Linked DNA regions of Homo sapiens: region 2 is linked to region 1. A link is a contact called in ENCODE Hi-C or POLR2A ChIA-PET data. All regions are on one chromosome and are shown on one strand. The core of a region is the stretch at or near the end of the contact, and the rest is flanking DNA. Distances in the headings are between cores, read along the strand shown. Region 1 overlaps PDXDC1 (pyridoxal dependent decarboxylase domain containing 1). Region 2 holds the start of RRN3 (RNA polymerase I transcription factor RRN3).

Evidence for each region. A loop is a pair of places that touch in the nucleus more often than their neighbours do. ChIA-PET counts read pairs that join two places held with the same protein, here RNA polymerase II (POLR2A). Pooled maps may share reads with other maps.
Region 2: a loop to region 1 is called in a pooled map, with 2.4 times the contacts of the local background. The contact joins the promoter of RRN3 here to the enhancer-like site in region 1. A Hi-C loop is called at or near these places in 1 of 50 pooled maps. POLR2A ChIA-PET finds 5 or more read pairs at or near these places in 2 of 52 experiments (H1 and MCF 10A).

Annotation. Positions count from the first base shown.
Region 1 is chr16:15,020,650-15,023,605 of GRCh38, reverse strand. PDXDC1 (pyridoxal dependent decarboxylase domain containing 1) reads right to left here. Exons shown (of 23, transcript NM_015027.4): 13 at 852-902. Among named protein-coding and RNA genes, the nearest start is that of MIR1972-1, 12 kb to the right of the region's middle. Within about 2 kb of position 1,250, at least 3 of the 41 ENCODE cell types and tissues checked have a DNase peak (open chromatin) inside an H3K27ac peak, as active enhancers do.
Region 2 is chr16:15,092,796-15,095,842 of GRCh38, reverse strand. RRN3 (RNA polymerase I transcription factor RRN3) reads left to right here and starts at 1,571. Exons shown (of 18, transcript NM_018427.5): 1 at 1,571-1,698. The coding sequence starts at 1,610. LOC100505915 (a long non-coding RNA gene) reads right to left here and starts at 1,432. Exons shown (of 4, transcript NR_125434.1): 1 at 1,032-1,432. It also overlaps a transcript of PDXDC1 not described here. RefSeq lists an enhancer at 1,297-1,591.

The sequences.
Region 1 (2,956 bases), core at 1-2,500:
CTCACTGCAACCTCCGCCTCCCGGGTTCAAGCAATTCTTTCACTTCAGCCTCCCCAGTAGCTGGGACTACAGGCGTGTGCCACCATGCGCGGCTACTTTTTGTATTTAAACCAAACCATGTTCTAAAAGAAAAATAAACCTACTGACTTGAACCCCAAATACACTCAAATGTTAAACTTAAGCATACCTTGCAGAATTGTCAAAGAAACACTCAATGAACCTATTTAAATCAGAATTTGACATATATTTCCTGAAGTTCTAAAATACCATGAAGCAAAACACAAAAACTTTCAAACCTGAACTGATCCCCATTCTCTCCTAAGTCCTTATTTCCTTGTCTAGTTATGCCTAGGGAACAATCTGTTGGATTCACTTCAGGAAGATATCAGAAGACAAGAGCAGGGCCATTTGCTTTTCTCTTTCTCCCACTTCATGCAAATGAAAACTGATGGCAGAAGGTTGCAGAAAGAGAACCCCAAAGCATTCTGAGGCACAAAGTGACTTTTCATTTTGGGAAGAAGAGTGTGCCCAAGGCCTTGGGCAGCTGAAGTCAATGGTGTTTATCTTTGTGCAATTCTGAACTTTAACACAATAAATGAAGTACATGAAAAGCACCATAGGAATTAAACATTGTATGGTTCAAATTTCTTCGCTTCAGACTCACTGTATAAATATAAGCAGGTTTTTTTGTTTTTGTTTTTTGTTTCGTTTTTTTGTTTTGTTTTTTTACTGGAGCTGCCACAATTCCACTGAAATGTGGAGAAAATCATTCTAAAGTTCTAAAATCATTCAAAGTTGCTGAGGTTCAAAAAAAGTTATATTTTGAAAACAGATGAACTTATATACTATACCAAGATTTTGATGTAATTCACTTTCTTCAAACTTTCCTGCAACCGTTGACTCTGCAAATGACAAAAAATAACACATGTAATTAGATGGACGTGGGACATGAAGAAGTGGTTTTCACCAGGGGCTGTGGAGGTCTGTGAACACGGATGTCAGGCAAAGTCACCTGCCACTTGGTGGTTTCTAAGTTCAGCCACCTGTTTTTGTATTTCAACAACTGTAAATATTCACCAATCCTTCAAGTTACATGTAGTAATTCAAGAAAAGCAGTTTCTAATAAGACATGGAAATCTGTTGTATTTGCAATGTAAGTCTGTCATTCAAAAGCTACTGAGTATAAACACGTGCAAGGCACAGTACTGAACACTAGGGGAGACCAACGACAAATGAGAGGATGCAGCACGCTCAAGAGCTGGTGATAAGAGCACAGTGCTGCCACTCATCACCTGCAGGACCACGGATAAGTCAATTCATCTGCCAGTCACCAGCTATGTAACCTGTCTATGCTTCAGTTCCCTCAATTATAAAATGGGGAGGATAGTATGTATCTCACATTGCTGTGAGGATTAAATGAGTTGATATGCAATACAGGAAGTGCTTAGAAACAGGGTCTAGAATGTAGTGTCATTAGACTAATGTCTCAATCCCAGGTCCCTCATCACTAATCATATCTAACTCATGGGATTGGAGTATATTAATTCAACAGATATTCACTGAGTACTGGACAGTAGAAAGCCCCTCAAGAAATTCCTTTTTGTTTTCTTAAAGAAAATTAATTCTGAATACACTGTCATCAGTGGAACTGACATTCTAGTGAAGTTGCAGGGATCAAATGAGATGATGCATGAAAGTACTTCATGGTGCCTGACACTGAGGTGAATGCTCAATAACTACTGAAGACGAGAAAGAAGAGAGGGAGAAGAGAAGGAAGAGGAGGATGAGGAGGCGAATGCTGATTTACGCTCTCAGGAAATGTATGCTCCACTGTGGACTATAAGGCATGGCTATATACAGATCACCATGTCTGCTAAATGTCCAAGTAATTTAACACATGCATTTATTAGCCTGTGAGTCAGCAGCAGGACAGCATTCAAATCCTCAGGAGTATACGGTTCTGCCTGCAGGAAGATGCCAGAGCTGTGCTGACCTCAAGGGTCTGGTAGTTAATGGCATCATTCTCCCGCACTCCATAGCCACGGGATATTGAAAAAATCTCCCGAGTGCCCAAGTCGTCTCTAAACTAAGTTACTAAGGCTTCTCTTTCCTAAGAACCACATCTCAAGAAGTGAGCTAATAGCACAGTGAGACACTTTTCAAAAAATGCAGTGCTTTTGTAAACATAATGAGCATCAATCTTTTTTTCTTTTTTTTTTTTGAGACAGGGTCCTACTCTGTCGCCCAGGCTGGAGTGGAGTAGTGCAGTAGTGCTATTTGGGCTCACGGCAACCTTGACCTCCTGGGCTCAAGTGATCTTCCCACCTCAGCCTCCTGAGTAGCTGGGATCACAGGTGTGTGCCACTACACCTGGCTAATTTTTGTATTTTTTGTAGAGACAGGGTTTGACCACATTGCCCAGGCTGGTGTTGAACTCTGAGGTTTAAGTGATCCACCTGCCTTGGCCTCCCAAAGTGCTGGGATTATAGGCATGAGCCACTGCACCCAGCCCAGAGCATACTTAAAACTGTTGAACTATCCTAACATATGATGAACGAAGGGACTACTGCTAGAGCACTACGCAAATACTTTTCGTGTGTGTGTGTGTGTGTGTGTGTGTGTGTGTGTGTTTAGATGGTGCCACCCAGGCTGGAGTGCAGTGGCACGATCTTGGCTTACTGCAACCTCTGCCTCCCAAGTTCAAGCAATTCTCCCTGCCTCAGCCTCCTGAGTAGCTGGGACTACAGGCGCCTGCCACCATACCTGGCTAATTTTTGTATATTTAATAGAGACGGAGTCTCACCATGTTGGCCAGGCCGGTCTCAAACTCCTGACCTCAGGTGATCCACCCGCCTCGGCCTCCCAAAGTGCTGGGATTACAGGCATGAGCCACCACGCCCGGCCTATTTTTCTTTCTTTTTTTAAAAGACTGAGTTTCGCTCTGGCTGGAGTGCAG
Region 2 (3,047 bases), core at 322-2,821, 72 kb before region 1:
CAGTTTCACTCGTCACCCAGGCTGGAGTGCAATGGCACGATCTTGGCTCACTGCAACCTCTGCCTCCTGGGTTCAAACTATTCTCCTGCCTCGGCCTCCCAAGTAGCTGGGATTACAGGCACTGCCACCATGCCTGGCTAATTTTGTATTTTTAGTAGAGACAGGGTTTTGTCATGTTGGCCAGGCTGGTCTCAAACTTCTGGCCTCAGGTGATCCACTTGCCTCGGCCTCCCAAAGTGTTGGGATAACAGGCGTGAGCCACTGCGCCGGGCCCATACATATGCATTTTTAAAAACTTATTTATTTATTTCGAGACAGGGTCTCACTCTGTTGCCCAAGCAGGAGTGCAGTGGTGCTATCTCCCAGGCTCAAGCAATCCTCAGCCTCCCGAGTAGCTGGGACTACAGGTGTGTGCCACCACACCCAGATAATTTTTATTATTTTTATTTTTTAAATTTTTTGTAGAGATGGAGTTTCACCGTGTCACCCAGGCTGGATATTTTTGTATTTTTGATAGGCCTGTACAGTTTCCAAAGTTGCAACCTTTTCCCCTCCCTGAGAGTAGGGGCAGCCCCTGCTCTCCCTCTACATCCTCCACAGTCCCGAGGTTTTGGCCTCTGTTTCCTCCGTTTCCTATGCTTGGAACGCCAGTGGCTCTTTTGTTGGTCTGGCTGACTCCTGTTCCTCTTTTAAAAATTTAAGTTTGGCCGGGCGTGGTGGCTCATGCTTGTAATCCCAGCACTTTGGGAGGCCGAGGCGGGCGGATGACCTGAGGTCATGAGTTCGAGACCAGCCTGGCCAACACAGTGCAACCCCGTCTCCACTAAAAATACGAAAATTAGCCGGGTGTGGTGGCATGCGCCTGTAATCCCAGCTACTTGGGAGGCTGAGGCACGAGAATTGCTGGAACTGGGGAGGCGGAGGTTGCAGTGAGCTGAGATCACACCACTGCACTCCACCTGGGCAAAAGGGCAAGACTCGGCCTCAAAAGAAAATAAATAAATAAATAAATAAAGTCAAGGGGGTAACACCTCTTCGTAACTCTCCTGTTGTTTCTCATGCCAGCATCACCATAGCCTTGAGGCTCTGAGGTAGGTCACTTCGTCGAGCTCGTTTCCGTGAGGATAACGTTATCTTGGGTGTCTGTGAGACTGCTGCACTGAGTATAGAGCCCAGGCTCCTGGGTCAGCCGGGTTCGAATCCCCTTTCCTCCGTGAAGATCTGGGTCAGTCACAAGTGCTTCAGTTTCTTCGATTTGACTGAGGGAGGCTTTGACTCCAAAAAATTAACACTTGAGTGTACCCGGCCACAGCTTAGCACATCCAGGGTGTTTCCACCCTTTCTTCGGGATCCTCAGGGCTGGATGGAGCCGGTCCTTCCCGTCTCTCCTTATACTCACGCACTAGCGCTGGCTGGAACAAGTCCTCCAAGTAGAACGAGGAGCGGGTTTCAGCGGCGCTCTAGCCCGCCGAGAGCATACGCCCTCCCCACGCGGGGCCGCTGATTGGCTGAAGGTTGCGCTGGCACGCGCAACTTCCGGGACAGAGGCTGTGGCTGGAAGGAGCTGGGCATCCGGCCTGAGGCGCAGCGGTCGCGTTAGTTCGGCCCAATGGCGGCACCGCTGCTTCACACGCGTTTGCCGGGAGATGCGGCCGCTTCGTCCTCTGCAGTTAAGAAGCTGGGCGCGTCGAGGACTGGGTAAGATTCAGGCCGCTTCCTTCTGCGTATCTGGGACGAAAGCTCAGGACGGCGCTTAGAGGAGCGGATTGAAAGGATGTGGGACAAAGCTCATGGCGTGTGATAGGAGCACGGGGTGGAGGGTCATCTCACGTTCACAGAAATGAGCTCATTCCTCCTAACTGGGTAATAGACATGGGTGGGGCCTGGAAAAGTGACTATGTTCTCTGTTCTGGAGGCCCCCTTTCCCGACTGTGTCTCTTCGTGATTTCCCAGGCCTGGGTACTGCCTTCTGCGCCTTGACCCCTCTTCCTTCCCTCTTCTTCGTCCAAATTTGGAAGGGATTTCCCTGGGCTATGTGGGTTATCAGCCGAACGTCGTCACTCATGGCAAATTGAATATTACATCTTTTTTGTTTGGAATTTGTTTCGACACACGTATTTGTTTCGCAGTCTTTATTTTGCTCCACTTTTAAAATCCCTAACCCCCGTAGCACTCTTGGCGTTTAACTTTCAGAGTCATTAGGATGCTATGTTTTTTCATTAATTTACTACGTGTAAGTGAAGCAAACCTTGTAAAACAATTAGCGTAATATGATTCATAATAATTATCGAGCTCCTGCTTACTGTGTTAAACACTGGGGACAGTGGTTTATCCAAAGACACTAATGTCCCTGCTTTCTACAGAGCTTACAGCATAGGGGGGAAAGGCAGTACATAGGCCAATAAATAAACGAACACGATGATTTCAGTTATACAACAAGGTAATGGGGGAGGGAGAAGGGAGAGAAGGAGCTTTTGAGATTTCTCATTGGGAAGACATCTGTCATTTGAGCTTCCACTTGAATGAAGACAAAAATCTAGGCCGGGCGCGGTTGCTCACGCCTGTAATCCCAGCACTTTGGGAGGCCGAGGCGGGCGGATCATCTGAAGTCAGGAGTTGGAGACCAGCCTGGCCAACGTGCGAAACCTCGTCTCTACTGAAAATACAAAAATCAGCCGGGCATGGTGGCAGGTGCCTGTAATCCCAGCTACTCAGGAGGCTGAGGCAGGATAATTGCTTGAACCCGGGAGATGGAGGTTGCAGTTAAGCCAAGATCACACCACTGCACTCCAGCCTGGGCAGCAGAGCAAGACTCCATCTCAAAAAAAAAAATCCAGCCACGTAGAGATTTGGGAAAAGAGTATTTCCAATAGAGTGAACAGTAAGTGAAATGAAAAACAGCTTGGCTTGTTTGAAGAGCAGAAAAGACGTTATGGCTGTAGTAAAACAAGTTGTTGGAGATGAGGTGAGAGAGGTAGGCAGGGGCCAGATTAATGTAGGATCTTAAAGACCACACTGAGAGATTTGGATTTTTACTGTAAGTGCAG